Regions from separate parts of the Mus musculus genome. Here region 2 is linked to region 1. A link is a loop called in an ENCODE intact Hi-C map of the cell type or tissue named here. Cell type or tissue: heart. All regions are shown on one strand.

Region 1 (8,000 bases):
TGTACTCTGCCTTTCCCGTGAACGTCAGCTCGGCCATGGGCTGCAGCCAATCAGGGAGTGATGCGTCCTAGGCGAAATATAACTCTCCTAAATAGGAAAGGGGTTTCGGTTTCAATATTGGGGTGGCTTTCGCTTTTGGGGCTGGGAGTTTGCGCTCCTAGCTCCTGAAGATGTAAGCAATAAAGTTTTGCCGCAGAAGATTCTGGTCTGTTGTGTTCTTCCTGGCCGGGCGTGAGAACGCTATTAAGAGAGGAGGTGTCTGAGCAGTTGATGTGTTCAAGCTTGGGGTGGTCATGGGACAGTGCAAGGGAGAGAAGGATGGGAGAAGGGAAGGGTAGCCAGCCATCACTGCCATAGAGCTCCACACACAGGATACCTTCTGGATGTCCAGGCAGAGCCACCGTACCTCAGAGTAAGGGAAAAAGGCAAAGGACCTGCTGGCCCTCCCTAGCCTTGGTTCTCACTGTAGGGCATTAGTTCCCACACGGCTCTCTGCCTGTTATGGCCTGGCCTCTCAAGGAGTTGATAGTAAAGTGAGATCCGAGCTCACGTTTCACCCACTCAGGTCTCCTCTGTGGGGCGCATGAAACAGGCAGGCCCCAGCGGGCTTGCTTTGTTTTCTGCTGTTGGATTGCCTGGGAGTGGGTAATTAATTACTTCTGGGCACTGAGAGGTCCAAGAGCATGGAGCTGGCCACTGGTGAGGGCCCTTATGTTCATCATTTCATGATGGAGGGCAGGGGGAACAAGAGAGGGCAAGACAGAGAGAAGAGGGAGCTGCACTGTATGCCATTCATTCATTCACTCATTCATTCATTCAGGAAGACAGAGCCCTTGCAACTTAATAACCTTTTGCTAGGCACCTCTCAGCTCCATTGCACTGGTGACAGAACGACCAATACGGGAACTGTGGGGGACACGCTCTAGCCACAGGAACAGTGCTCACCCAGAAGTGATGGTATCAGTCGCTGTACTGGAGACATATAAAGTGGACTTGGTTCCATGATGAGCTAGGTGTTGGGAGTGAAAGGCACAATTGCTTCCTTGCTGGTCTGTCCCAGCCCGGACCCCACTGCCATTTACAAAACACATGTGTGTTTCTCTAGATTGACATTACTCTGGCAGCATGAACCGATAGAGAGATTAGAGGGGTTTAAGTGTTCTCACTTTGCAAACTACCCCATGTTTCTACAAAGCTTAATGAAGTGTTATGTGACCCCATGGAAGCCACTTACCCCCTCTGAGCAATGGAAGCAGTTTCGTGAGACCCTGGGTCTTGTTATTATGTATAACACCAGATTCAGTGAAATCACCATAGCAACAGCACTTTTGCTCTCTAATGTACTGAACAAGGCAGGGGCTGTTCACCGTGCTCCCCATGCCTTCTGCATCCCTAGTCACTGGGCCTCTCCAAATGGCTCTGCCTCCTTTCTTTGACCCTATTAAGCTTGGTTCCAGTTGTGTTTCCAGTAGCCCTCCCTCCCTCCCGTTCCAGCCCCTAAATGCAAGTTCAGTGCTGCCCTCTACACCTTGAATCATTTAGCACCTGAGCAGCCTGCTCTTGGCGCTGTATTAGAGGGAGTAATCTTAACTACAACCTCTTGCCAGGATAGTAATTCCACAATAGGATCTTTCCCTTGCTGTGCTGAGCGAAGTCTCCGCAAGTGCCAACATGCCTGGAAGGAGAAGGCTTGCCTGGGAAGAGCTGATCCAACTGTCTCTTAGATTCGGCTTCATTTGTCTGAAAAGACAGGTGGGCTTGTCTGTGACTCCTCTCTCCAGCCCCCAGGATCCAGCAGGCTCTGGATCTCTCACACAGGTTCCCTCTCACCTCACGGTGACCTCTGTGTGGTAGGAAGGGCATCTCCATTTTTACAGTATAAGAGGTTTGAAGAGCCCAGCAAGTGGCTGTAGGCTAATTTTATGGCCAATGTGAAGCCAGCCAAAACTATTAACTGTGCCTTCTTGTTCCAAGTTAGTTTCTGTCCCTCTTCTTCCCTTTGTTTTGACCTGTTCTGATTCTCTTTGTTCTTGCCTTTCACAGAAGTGTGCATGCCTGTGTGCTAAGCAATGCTGTTTATTTAACTCGTCATATAATGCTGAAGCCTTGAGAGACTCATGAAGTCCACACGGCCACATTCTATCTTGAGGTAAGTTGAGGCCAAATGGATCTTTCTCACAGGCCAGAGGGCTTCTTGGAGCCATCACCTGCTTCCAGGTAAGGACGATCCAGATTCCCTTCAACTGACCTCATGTCGTGGGCTCTCTTTGTGGTGTGGATACCTCCATTCCCTGAGGTGCAGTGGCCTTTGTCTCTATTGGTGGCTCCCTTGAGGACTGTATGAGTTCCATTTCTAACTGTGAGTGCAATAGGCAGCGTCCAGAGCAGCAATAGGGTGGCTGCGATGTGGGATTCTAGAGGAGAATCAGAGATAAATCGAGGCAGAACATGGCTGTGTGACATGAATCCACCCCTCTTGCTCCTGTCCCTGATGGAAGCTCAGTCCAGTATGTGCTATGTGCTGGTGGAATTGGAGTTAATGGAAAGGGATGGGTCATGTGTGACTGAATAACTAAGATGTGGCAGGGGCCACCCAGAGCTCAATGTCATAAATGTTACACCATGAAGGTCTCACTAGACAAGAGGCTAATGGGGGCCTATGTCAGCAAGACATGACTCGCTTGAGCTACAGAGACAAGTCTTTCAAGAAGCCCTGTGCTTAGTTAGGTTTATATTAGCGTGATAAAACACCATGATCAAAGCAACTTGGGAAGGAAAGGGTTTATTTGACTTACACTTCCACATTGCTGTTCATCCATTGAAGGAAGTCAGCATAGGAACTCAAACTGGGTAGGAACCTGGAAGCAGGAGCTGGTGCAGAGGCCATGGAGGAGTGTTGCTTACTGGCTTGCTCAGCCTGCTTTCTGAACCCACAACCACCAGCACAGGCATGGCACTACCCAAGATGGGCTGGGCCCTCCCCCACCAATCCATCACTAAGGAAATGACTTAAAGGTTTGCCTACAGCCCAGTTGTATAGAGGCATTTTCTTAATGGAAGTCCCCTCCTTTCCGATGGCTTTAGCTTATATCAGGTTGACATGAGACTAGCCAGCACAGTCTGCTCGGTGTTCATTCCAAACCATTCTTCTTCTCATTCAAAATCAAGTCTGGGGCTGGTGAGATGGCTCAGTGGGTAAGAGCACCCGACTGCTCTTCCGAAGGTCCAGAGTTCAAATCCCAGCAACCACATGGTGGCTCACAACCATCCATAATGAGATCTGACTCCTTCTTCTGGAGTGTCTGAAGACAGCTACCTTCTTCTGGAGTGTCTGAAGACAGCTACAGTATACTTACATATAATAAAAAAAATAAATAAATCTTTAAAAAAAATCAAGTCTGTTTCTTCCATTATTACAGTGAGCGCATGTGTCAATGTCAGATATTCTAACTCATAAAACCAAAAACAATAGAAAAAGGAGCTTTGGGGGAGTCACGGGTGGCAGAGTATATGAACGGAGTCCACGGAGACTGTGGACAAAGCAGTCTGGGGAAATAAATTACCTGGTTGCAGATACTGGGACTGCGGCCAGAGGAAGGAGCTATTGCCCTGCAGAAACGGAGAAGAACAATTCCCCTGAGGCAAAACAGAGGATCACGTCAGCAAAGTCAAAATCACCCAGCCTCTTCAGGGATGTGACGTGTCTTTTGATTCTACTCACCCCCCCCCCCCCAAGCCACCTACTGAAGCCACCAACCCTGACCATACAGCAGTGGTGGCTTTCATCTTCAAGTGGTACAAAGCTGTCAGCACAGTTTACTACCCTCAGCCCCTCCTCCTCACATGAAAACCCATCTCCTGTCTGTGCCAAGGACACTCCTGCCTTTGACAGAGACCCAGCCCAGGCCTATCTTCTCAGGGAAGATCTTTCTGTCTATGCTACTCGAGCCATGTAGCTGAGCTAGAAACACATCCAGCCTTACCCATAAGCATCAACAAATTTTCCTTTTTATCAGCTGCCATGTAGATTTCAGAAAGCATTTTGCGTCTCATTTCACCCGACATCTGAGAAAATTGTTGCACGCCAGCTGAGCTGTAAGATGAACCTGCCTGTGATAAAGGGAGCTGGCTTAGCAAAGGCAGCAAGGCCAGCTGACTGGAGTTCTGTGTGCTGCAAGCTATTTCCACCGGGCTGGTTCAAGATCAACTCTTTGTTTTTGCAAGGACTATCGGATTGTCACCAAGAATCAAGCCCATGGTTCGTGACAGTTAATCAGCAGAGAAACCTATGATACATATGGAATGAATGAAACCAGAGATACATATGGAATGAATGGATTCAAACAGACGAGTCGGTATTTGTAATGCATTCAGGACAGACAACTTTGCATTGAACCATTAGCCTAAATTCAGTATTCCTAGCTCTTCCCAGATGGGCCTAGAATTCTCTTCCTGTATAGTGGGGAATGCTTTGCATAGAGAATGTTTAAGATCTCCAGCCTTGTGCCAATTAGAATGAGTTAGATACGCTACAGCATCAAACATTCCCAAATCCTAGAATGGATATAACACAAGTTTAATTTATTTTAGTTCACATGAGATCTTCTGTGGGTTCAGATGGGCAGACTTTAGGGCAACTTTCCTCGTGTATTGATTCTGTATGATGATCATTCATAGCTCTCTATAAGCACATACCTCTGTGAATGCCACAGCGGAAGAAGAACAATTAAGTGTGCCCCCCCCCCAGAAGTCACATGTGCCATATTTAAGTTGCAAAAGTAAGTCTCCTGACCACACTGAACTCCAAGTCAGCGTGTCAGTTATCAACTCCTATAAAATAAAAAACAAATGACCAACCAAGTTACAGTTTTGACAACACAGTTTCTAATTTTGTATGACTTGTGAGTCAGAAGAGAGCTCTTTCGCAGGATTCCCCCCCCCCCCCACACACACACACACAGACAATGGTATCTGGCTGGGGGATTAGTGGTTTGGTTGGCTCAGAAAGGCCACAATGTCCTTGTATGCCTGTGTAGCCCTGGCTGTTGACTGTTGACTGTTGCCTGGGTACCTTGATGACTTCTTATCCTGCAGCAGGCTCAGTTCACCTCCTTACACAAAGGTCCCAGGACAGTGTTTCACGAGGACAAAGCCAAAGAGCTGTCGAATCTCTCGAGCCTAGGCTCCAGAATTTGTACAATGCTGTCATGTTTTATTGGCCAATACTGGTAGCAAATCCAGCCCAGGTTCAAGGTTTATGGAGATGATTTCCGGGCGTAGTTACCCATACTACAGCCAGGCTTTGGCCTATTAAATCAGGCATGCACACAACCCATTCCTGTCACTCACAATCCACTGTGGACTCTGAATTAAATAATACTGAGTCATGGCTGCTGAGGAAATAGAGTGTGTTCCTACAAGCCTCTGGCACATAAACTAATCAACTCTCTAACCTTGTTTTCCATCTACTTAAGGCTATCTTATCTAATACATACCACGGATTTGTAAATATTGAACTCAGAGCCCACTGTGTGTTCAGCCCACTGAAGTCTCACCCCATCAGAGCGTACCGACATGCACTTCCTTAAAAGGCACACCATAGCATTTATGAGCCAAGGAGCGTCAACAACGAGCGCCATGTCACCCACTGTACTCCATGGACACTTGTTAACAAAGTAAGAGCTGGGTCAAGATGGCGAAATATCTCAAATTGTTTCCCACTCTACAGTGCCCCCAAAGACCACAGAAGCAGCGTGAGTCATGAGGACTGATTCTGAGATGACACATTCATTTTTGCAAGGAGATAAGCCCACAAATATGGAACCCACAAATAATAAGAATCAGGTGTACAGGGGGAAAAGATAATGGTGGGAAATACACTGTATTTTCTTTATTTGCTTGCCTTTGGTTGAAGGTTGGCACTTTATTTAATGTGACAGTTCGAAAAGTCCTGTAATCAGATTCTCCACCCACTTTGGGTTTGCACTGATTGCTATTTAGTCACTGTTCTGAGCCGGGATATATTCTCTCTTTCCCTCCCTCTCTCTCGCTGTCTCTGTCTGTCTGTCTGTCTGTCTGTCTCTCTGTCTGTCTGTCTCTCTGTCTCTTTCTCTCTCTCTGAGACCCCACAGAATTGAACCTAGAACCTCAAACATGCCAGACAAATGCTCTATGTCCCCAGCCCCTGAACCTGAGTACCCACTGTTAAGTGTACCCACTGAGGGCTCTGCCCAGTTAGCCAGCCTGGTGGCATGCTGATGACTCAGCTTTCCTGCTCTTGCTTATTGGCTGTGTATGAGTGCTGCAGCACGCCATGGACAGAAGCCGACCCTGGCTGCTCTGTTTTAGTCTTGCTTCCTTCCATTTGGAAGTCTGTATAAAAATTTGACCTACTTTTAGGAAGCCCCGAGGCCAGCAGAAATAAACAAACAAACAAACAAACAAACAAACTTTCTTACATGTCACATCCATCTGAGATACATAAAAGTTTGATAACTGACCTGAGGATACCCCAGACAGCACACAGTGACCCTAGGATGCAAATGGTGATCTGCCCCCAAAGCCTGTCCAGTGGAACGCTTTGCCTTGTTGCTGAAGGAACAGGTTTAGAAAGCTTAAATGGCTGGAGGTCACACAGCTGGCCAGGGCCGATCTGCCTGGACCCCAAACTCATCCTGTTCTCCACTGTTTGCCCAAGCCACTGATGAGCTGTCAGGAGGGAGGACAAAGGGTGGGCTGCAAGGTTCCGGCTGGAGCCCTTCACTCACACACACACACACACACACACACACACACACGCGCACACACACACACACGCGCACACACACACACACACACGCACACATGCGCTCACTCGAGTGTGCTGCAACAATGGTTATCTGAAGGTCAGCAAATGATAGGGATTCAAAGCATAAGCTTCAGAAAGACAGACATGGGGCCTTGCCTGTGTTTGGAGCAGGATTAAGGATCCTGTTTGATACATGCTGTGCGCTGCTATTATAAACCTACTAAGAGTTGCATTCCTGCTGGGTGTGGGTGACTCATGCTTTTAGTTTTGGTTTACAGACAGAGTCTGTCTCTCTTTTTTTTTTTCTTTTTTCTTTTTTCTTTTTTCTTTTTTCTTTTTTCTTTGATTTTTTGCGACAGGGTTTCTCTGTATAGCCCTGGCTGTCCTGGAACTCACTTTGGAGACCAGGCTGGCCTCGAACTCAGAAATCCTCCTGCCTCTGCCTCCCAAGTGCTGGGATTAAATGCGTGTGCCACCACGCCCGGCGACATGTGCTTTTAATCCCATCACTCGGGAGGCAGAGGCAGGTGGATCTCTGTGAGTTGGAGGCCAGCCTGGCCTTCATAGTGAGTCCCAGGCCAGCCAGATTGGACAGTGAAAGCCTGTCTCAATAACGAGCAAACAAAAAATGTTGCATCCAGTGGAGCTGAGTTCTTTCTGTTCATTTTCTCGATTAGCTCCTGGACCTGAGGCCCCTCCAGCCGGTCAGCGGATTCTCAGACCCTCCCACGCATAGGAGGCTCAAGATGGATGGAGCGCCAGTGAAACTCAGGTCTAGAGTTCCATGAGCCCACCTACGCGCTTCACTCTTTTTCTCTGTCAGTTCTTTTCCTTCACCCTGGATAACCCTACAGCTGATATCACCGAGAACTCAGTGTGTAGGTGCGCACTGCGATTACAAATACCAGATGAGCTTCCGGTTCAGCTGGGGCTCCCTGTCACGGTGCTCAGAGGACACACTCCAGAGAGGGTGTCAATGAAACTGTAGTTCTGATCAAACAGAAGCCCAATTGAAGTCTGCTCGCTAATATAGAGCATTCACAGCCACCCAGAGAGAACCCACTGTTCTGTGTGCAGTTTGAGTTCATTACAAAAACACAGGACTCGATTCCAGCAGCTGGAGTAATTTTAGCTCTATCTAATGGTGGATGTTTGAGGCACTAAACTCATGGTTGGACCTCAGGGTTCTCAAAGGGAGAGGCCATCTGCTCCT
Region 2 (8,000 bases), 49 kb after region 1:
AAAAACAAAGAAGGAAATGGGAGCATAAAAGGGATGTGTATTAAGTTAATTATTTTCAAAAACAAGCATTTCAACTCAATCAGCAATATTTAGATGGTCAATATCAGAGCTATAACATGCTTTCTATTGTTCCGGTGGTACTTGTATGGCTAATTGACCCCGGCAGTTACTTTCACACAGACTAATTGATCTGATCATCCCGGCAGCTAAAGCATCTTGACTGGTGGATTTGGGGGTGAAAACTGAGCAGGAGTCCCTGGCTCCCCCTCCTCACTCCTTTGGAAGCAGCGACTGATTTGGAGGCCACATGTTCTGTTTCTCCTTTAGTTCTTTATAGAAGCCTGTGCTGCCCAGGTGTTACCCTTGATGGTATGGGAAAGGCTCTCTAATTCTGGGGTAAGGCCCAGGAAACTCGTTTGCCTACAGCCACAAGCCACAGATGTGGTTCTGCTTTCTTCCGCCTCAGCACTTCGTTTGTTTCTCGGTTGATTCAGGAACCATCAGGCAAAGAGGAATCTGTTTCTGGACCTCTTAACCTCACTATGAGGCAAGGGAGGTGTGGCTCAGAACTCAACCTTCCAAGGACTTTACTGAAATGATTCTGCGGATTAGTGGGAAAGCCGTCAATCTCTACCCCGGACGCATTCATATTAAAAGTGTTAATGTCCCACTCTGTGGCAATGTCATGTGTCAATAAAGCTCCAGTTTGGGGTGGCCCAGCTCCAAAAGTACTTTCTAAGGGGGAAACAAAACTCCTGGCTTTTCTTCAGAGTCCTCCACCATACACACCAGCAGCCCTGCTCCGGGCTGGGTGGGGGGCCTTTGATCTAGACGGGGGGTCCTCTTCCAGGCCCTTTTGAGTTTCATAACTGAACATTACACCTCCCACACGCTCACCTGGGTTTCAAAGCAAACACTTCTGTCTGCAAACATCTAATCTGAGAGTTCAGACCCTTACCAGAGGGGGAGAAACCCCTATGAACTGTTTTTTCTTTCTGCATCTCTGAAAAGTCCAGTTGAGACTATCTTCATCAGGGAGGACACAATATTTGCTGTAGGAATGTTTATGGGAGTTACTGAGATAAAAGAGACAAGTGAATGTTCCTGATACATATGTTTGAAACCGTCATTGAGGACACTCTCTAATCATCTTCTAGAACCTTCTGTCTGATGGCCTCCACGAGAGGGACTGGAAAGTTTCATCTCCTGTGGGGAAGTGACTTCCTCCTTCCTGTAGGATGAGCGAATTCAACTTTTCTTTGTCTTGGCTGTCAAGCCTGATCCGTCAAGCCTAATTACCTCTGTCTCAGCCAGACTCCCACTGCTGCGATCAAACGTCATGACCCAGGCAACTTGTGGAAGGAAGGGTTTGTTTCCTCTTACACTTCTGCATCACAGCCCAGCATGAAAGGAAGTCAGGCTAGGAACCACGCAGGAACTTGGAGGCAGGAATTGAAGCAGAAGCCGTAGAAGATCACCCCCTGCCTGGGAGTGACACCAACTGCTGTGGACTGAGCCCTCCAGCATCAATCTCCGATCAGTAAAAATGCTCACAGGCTTATGCACAGATCAATCTAGCGGGCATTTTTCTCCATTGGGATTCCCTCTTCCCAAATGTCTAGTTTGTATCAATTTAACAAAACAGCTAACCAGGTCATATACTAATTTTTATTGGTTTAGATTTTTCTCTTTCCTGTTCTTCTTCCTTCCCCTTTTATTGATTTTTGACATGCGCATGTCCTTCTAAGATGAGTTTGAAAGCCTTGTGAAGTGATTCTATAGTCCCTTGAGGTCAGAGAGGGGACTACAGGAAGAAAGAGGGATGCTCCTCGGGAGGATAACAGAATTTCTGTCTCTTGACTGAGGTAGTGGTGACCTGGATGGGAGTATTTGTAGCAGTTCACTGAAGTGACAGGTTAAGATGTTGCATTTTACTGTAGATAATGAAACCGCCTTAACTTTGATTTATTCGTCTAACATGAAGTTGCTATACTCTACCAGGCATCTTGCATGGCTCTGGGTAGAAGAACATACACACACTCATGTGAGTTGTTCACCTACCTACCCCAGGAGCAAAAAGGGCCTGAAATCATGGCATATCTGTTCCTCAAGCCACTGCTTAGCAGGGAGCCCGCTCTTCTCAAAGGAAAAAGCAGCTTTTCCATTTCAAAGTTGGCATTGTGTAGGTTCCTGAAAGTCTGATCCTACAATAGATCAAAAAAAGACGTGGATAATTCCCTGTCATTGTAGAGCTTTGAGGCGGGGGTGGGGGGTGGGGGTGGGGGGTGGGGGTGGGGGTGGTGTGTGTGTGTGTGTGTGTGTGTGTGTGTGTGTTTGTGTGTGATTACAAGCCAGTAAGGATGTCCTGTGAAGTGTCTGGCTTGGGGTGGGGATATGTAGTCTAGGCAAGAAGTCCAGGACAGCTTATATGGGAATAGCATTGCAGCTAAGTGGTGAAAAGAAACCATATTCATAAGTGTGAGAGGAGTGGATCCCAATGACAGGGACAGCCAGAGTGACTTCCCAAAGTCCTGTGGACCATGGGAGATCAGGAAGGGGGCTGCTGCGGCATGAAGAGGCAGGGCAGAGGCTTGCCGAGGTATCGAGTACACAACTCACTTCTGAAGGGTTAGCTAGAAACCGTAAGACGTGACTCTGAATAACGCTAAGGATACTACAGTACCTTTTGCTCCTTAACAATTTTAGGATTGCAGGAGACCTGGGAGATAAGACAGGCCTTTAGCATCCGTCCTGCAGTGAAAGGAATAAACAAGGCCCAGAGACCCAGGGAGTTCAGGCACAGCTGTGTTAGAACTCAATTTGGTTTCAGTTCAAGTTAAACCGGCGTTTGCAGATCATCACACGTGTCGGGTTCTACTGTCTCCCTGTCGCTCCAGAGCCATTTAGGCATTGCAAGACTCAAAACCCACAACAACCAGACTGGTGAGACTTGTGGCTGGACGCAAGAGTTCTGGGAATAGCTGGGGAGCAGGAGTTCAAGGCTAGACACAGCTACACAGGAAGTTCAAAGCCCATGTGCTCTGAGACCTTGTTCAAAACAACAAAAACAAAGCAAAACAATCAGTGTTGAAGCCAGTTCTTGACACAGAGATATAGAAATGGGAGGATGCACGCGAACGCTGTGGAGACGGGAGGATTCAAGAGAACCAGAGTGCTGTGTCTGTCTGTGCTAAAAGGGGATGCTAACAATACCAGGAAGCCCAGAGTCCTCTTTGAAATCCAAGAAAAGCAAGACTTGGATGGAAGCTCTGTCAGGAAACAGCCCCCCACCTGACCCCCACCTCAAGCCATGCCAGTATCCACATGACTCTTCCTAGGTGTGGTCTGCCCCGTCCAGATGCACTGCTCATTACACAAGTGGGAATACAGACGAGTTACCTAGCCTTCATTCCTGCATCCTGTTAGATCAGTGGTTCTCAACCTGTGGACCGAAGACCCCTCCGAGTTCAAATGACCCTTTCACAGGGGTGGCCTAAAACCATTGGAAAACACAGATATTTACATTATAATTCATAACGGTAGTAAATAATAGTTATGAAGTAGAAACGAAAATAGTTTTATGGTTTGGGGGAGGGGGTCACCACACCATGAAGAACTGTATTAAAGGGTCACAGTGTTAGGAAGTTTGAGAACCACTCCATCAGAGGATCTGCTGACCTGCAAAACCAAAGTTCTTATTCCCCCTGTCCAGTTAAAGAATCTAGAAGCATACAACTGAGCAGCCTTCCGCAGAAACACACAGCTAACCCGCTGCGTCCTGCTGTGTATCAGATTCCAAGAGAAGCAGGACATAAGCCTGCCACCTTCTACACTAACCCAGGCGCCGTTCTCAAGCAGATAATGAGGGAATACTGAGAGTATGGCTACCGTTCCAGGAGACGTTGTTCCTTGAATGGGAGGGTTCTTGGTTTTAGTTTTCATTTCCTTTTTTAAAACGTGATCTTTTTCTTTCTTCACCAAGCTAGCAGAAATTTCCTTAGCAGACTTCTGAATTTGTATTTGTGCCCTGAGCAATGGCGTTCATTAAATCGGCTGCACCAATGACCTCGGTGAGGAATCTGGGTGGTACAACTTTAAGCTGTTGCCAATCTTTCTCTTGTAAGGGAATGGATCAACTTGTACCCAGAGGTCAGCGAACTCTTTGTAGCTTGTGGCCTCACACTTCTGCTCAGCCTCTCCTCACATGGAATCTCTCTGCCGCTCAGTGTGAAGAAGATGACAGTGTAGAAATTATCCTCTTCAAAGTTAGGGCTCCTTTTTTGGGGAGCAACAGGGTGTCCCAGAAAACAGCCGCAGCATGTAGCTGGCCTCGGGCCCAGGAGGGTCAGCATCCTGACAGAGTAACGGCAGAAGTCTTGCTCAGTTGCTAGTCCCTGTTTCTTTCTACTCAGTTACAGCAGTTTCCCTCTACAGATGAGCTCTCTCTAGTCTCTAAACCCAGCAACAGCCATAGCCCGTATCTCCCATCCTTTCACGTCTTCACTTCAGGGGAGGATATTCTGAGAATCAGGCCAGTCCTAAACCTTCAGCAAGGCCTTCTGATTCTCCACTGGGTTATCAGTGTCTTTCTGGACAGGGCAGAGCCTGCTATGTGGATTGACCCATGCATGGCAAGACACTGAACACATTGACCATGCTGTCAGTTTGCACTCTATCCTGCTCATGTGACAGCTATGAAAACATCTTCAGCCTTTGCCAAATGGTCCATCTCAGCTTGCTTCATTTGCCGTCTGACTCCCAGCAAAGTCTAACACTGGACTTAGATCCCTAAACCCAGACAGGGGCTTCTCTCCAGATGAATCCTAAAGGGTAGGGGTATATGAAACCTTAGATAGTGTTTTTATTTCTTTGATTCAGAGTTACCTATGTTTGCTTCCTAAAAACTGGACTGTGTTTAGAGCCTGAGCCGTGCCTTCCTTTTGTCTCCCAGCTGCCTTGTAAGCACACGATGACATCGTGATGCAATCGAGGATGTGGGAAATGTTTACTTCTTTTTAATCAGATAGCAGAATTAGTAGTCAACAGGACAAATATTTACTTCTGAGCTGGCGTTCTCCTTTGGACTCAAACATACAAACACCCATACTCCTCAAATGTCCCTCTGTCAGGCACCCCCAAAACAGTGCAGTGTGGTGGGCCGAGCAGAGAAGGATCCTGCCAACTGACTAAGGCATATTTTTCTTTCATCAAAATCTGCTTTGTCTCTGTCACACTCTGCCCACTCCTTTTCTTCCCATGGGCTTGAGATGGGGTTCTCCCTTACCTCAAGGCTGGTTGCATAAATAAGGTTATGTTTCTCACACAAGCACACTGAAAAGCACTTAGAGCAGGCAGAACGGGCAAACATTGATTTTAGTGCAAAACAAAACAAACAAAAAAAATGAAAACAAAAAAACGAACAAAAAAATTGTTGATTTTTAGATAGTCTTCCACTCTAGTAAAGAACAGCTTCAAACTCATGGAAATCTTCCTGTCTCAGTCTCCTGGTGCTGGGATTATAGATGTGAGCCACCATATCCTACTCAAGAAAACTTTTAAAATTGCTATTGTGACTCAGAAAGTACCCAGCACCATAGCCCCAGCTCCACTGAGACTGCTGTGTACTTTGCTCTAGCTTGGACCCCGCACTGGTTAAGAAAGAGGATGGCCATTAAGTTTATGGGTCCATGTTTATAAATATTCCAATTTGGTTTGGTAGTGTTTACTCTTTCTTTTTTAAGTATTATTATCTAAAAAATGCAAACTCCACGTGTGGCTTTCACTTACCCTGTACATGCTATTTCTGTTATGTAGACTGGGCTACAGTATTTTAATCTTCATAAAGTTAATTTTTAGCTGAAAAATTAAAACACACACTTTTCCTATTCAGTGTATTGTTTTGAAGCATAGCATAACAATGTTCTGACCAATCATGGCATAGGATGTTGACCTTGTAAGGTTATAATGACCTTGTAAGGTCTAATATCTAGTAGCATTGTAGCCATGCTCAGGTGACAGAAGAACACATTGTTCACATGGTTTATGATGACGTTGGTATAAACAAACCTACTTTGTTGCCCGTCAGTCATATAAAAGCATAGTATATGCAATTATGTATGATGCAGAATACATGATGATGATAGTAAGCGATCATTTACTGGTTTGTGTAGTGACTACACTATACTTTAAAAAATATTTATTTTTATCATTTTTAAATTATGTGTATGTGAGGGGGTGGGTACATCCACACCAGGGCGGATGCTTATGGAATCCAGAAGAAGGTGTTGAGTCCCCTGGATCTGGAGTTGTGGGAGGTTGTGAATCTCCCAACATGGATGCTTGGAACTCCATCTCCATTTGGATCATCTACAAGGGCAGAGCATCAAGTGCTCTTCACTGCTTAGCCATCTCTCAATCCCCTGTTTATTTACATGAGTCTGCATAGGTATGTATACACACATACACATATATACACATACACACACATATACACATACACACACACACATATACCATGTGTGGGTGGGTGTGCATACCTCTCTGTACATGTGTAGCCCAGAAGAGGGTATCAGATCTCTCAAAGTTGGAATGTTCAGAATGCCAGATTTCTTATGTGGCTGCTGGGATCTGAACCCCGACCCTCCTGGTTACTCAGCAAGTATGCATAGCAACTGAGTCATCTCTCCAGCCTGTGTGCTTTTAATCATTGTTTTGGAATGTACTGTTTATTGTGGGAAAAAATAATTAAGGTGAAGCACAATACTGTACCAACAGTAGCCAAACACATCTCTGATTACAGCATCTCGTGATTGCATCGAGGGGTAATAGTGGGTGAGTGACCTCTACTTTCAAGGTTTGTGTAAGCTGTGCTCTGTGATGTTCAGATACAATTGTGAAACTGTCTAATAGCGCGTTCCTCAGAGTATGTCTCTGCGGTTAAGCTGCATATGACTGTATGTCAGTCTTACCTCTGAATGAACGTGATAAGGTAATAACCATTCTGAATTAATAGTTTTGTAAATGGCAGTACAATGTGGTAGAAAGAGATTTAACTTGGAAACCAAGAGACATGAATTCTAGAGTTAAGGAATCTATGAGTTTTCACTGATATGAATCAATGAAGAAGACAACTTTTATGTAAAAACTTAATATAAAATTCCAGTGAACAAATGTGCAAAAAAGGATATCATTAAATTCACCTCCTGGTAACAACCTAATTCAGACAAAGCACCAGGGGTTAATGAAATTGGAGCGAGAAATGTGTGGGAGAATAGACCTGTATAACATCAAGCTCTCTTCACATGCATTAAGTGATTGCAAAAAGTGATAACCTTATTTTGGAAAAACCCAGCAGATACCATCTTCACCATAAGATCAACATTGCCATTGCTGGACATTGTTGACCTCAGGTGCCGCTGCTGTGATATTTGTGTGTGCCCCAAATTCAGAACTTGAGTTTTATCGCAAGGAAGCGATAAAATAAACCTACATTTCAGGCTATTCTTAGGGTAACTGACCTGTACCCCTTAAACACATCAAGGTCCTGAAAGACAGCGAACAGAGCCAGAGCTGTTTCAGATGAAAGGAAACAATAAGGTCCAACTCAGCCTGTCCGAATCAGGACCCCATGAAGGGAGAGTTGATTAAAGTTCACACTGTTTTAATGTTCATTTCTTCATATTGTAATTTTACTGTGACTATGACAGAGGATATTCTTGCTTTTTTAGAACACTTGGTAAAGTATTAAGTGCAGAGGAGAGAATGAGACTCTTGGCAAGCTCTGATAACCAAAAAACCTAGGACAAGATGCTCGTCTAAGCAGTGGGCATGCTGCTTCTTCTGTAAGATGGGAGCTTGCGCTACTTTAGTCCTCTTCAGATTATTATCCTCCTGAAACAGCTGGGCCATAGTAAGGAATGTAAATTCTTGGGCTCTATCCCAGATGAGAACCAGAAACTCTGAGAATATTCTGATGAACTTGAGACATGTTCAGGTTTGAA

What was found. Hi-C counts contacts between places; a loop is a spot of excess contacts. Peaks named below come from ENCODE experiments on the same cell type or tissue, not always from the same donor. Only the 100,000 strongest peaks of a DNase experiment are listed, where the experiment ranks them.
Region 2: it touches region 1 in a loop (2.3-fold over the local background); 4 of 42 quality-filtered maps call a loop at or near these places.

The regions. Positions count from the first base shown.
Region 1 is chr1:157,059,631-157,067,630 of GRCm38, reverse strand. Gm30568 (a long non-coding RNA gene) reads left to right here. Exons shown (of 3, transcript XR_373631.2): 2 at 2,044-2,149; 3 at 7,465-8,000. Among named protein-coding and RNA genes, the nearest start is that of Gm30568, 18 kb to the left of the region's middle. In heart, a CTCF peak has its summit at 3,597; a DNase peak (open chromatin) is centred at 5,050; H3K27ac peaks cover 942 bases.
Region 2 is chr1:157,010,172-157,018,171 of GRCm38, reverse strand. No RefSeq gene overlaps it. Among named protein-coding and RNA genes, the nearest start is that of Gm39685, 24 kb to the right of the region's middle. In heart, no CTCF peak of the experiment used is centred here; DNase peaks (open chromatin) are centred at 391, 1,351 and 3,191; H3K27ac peaks cover 1,961 bases.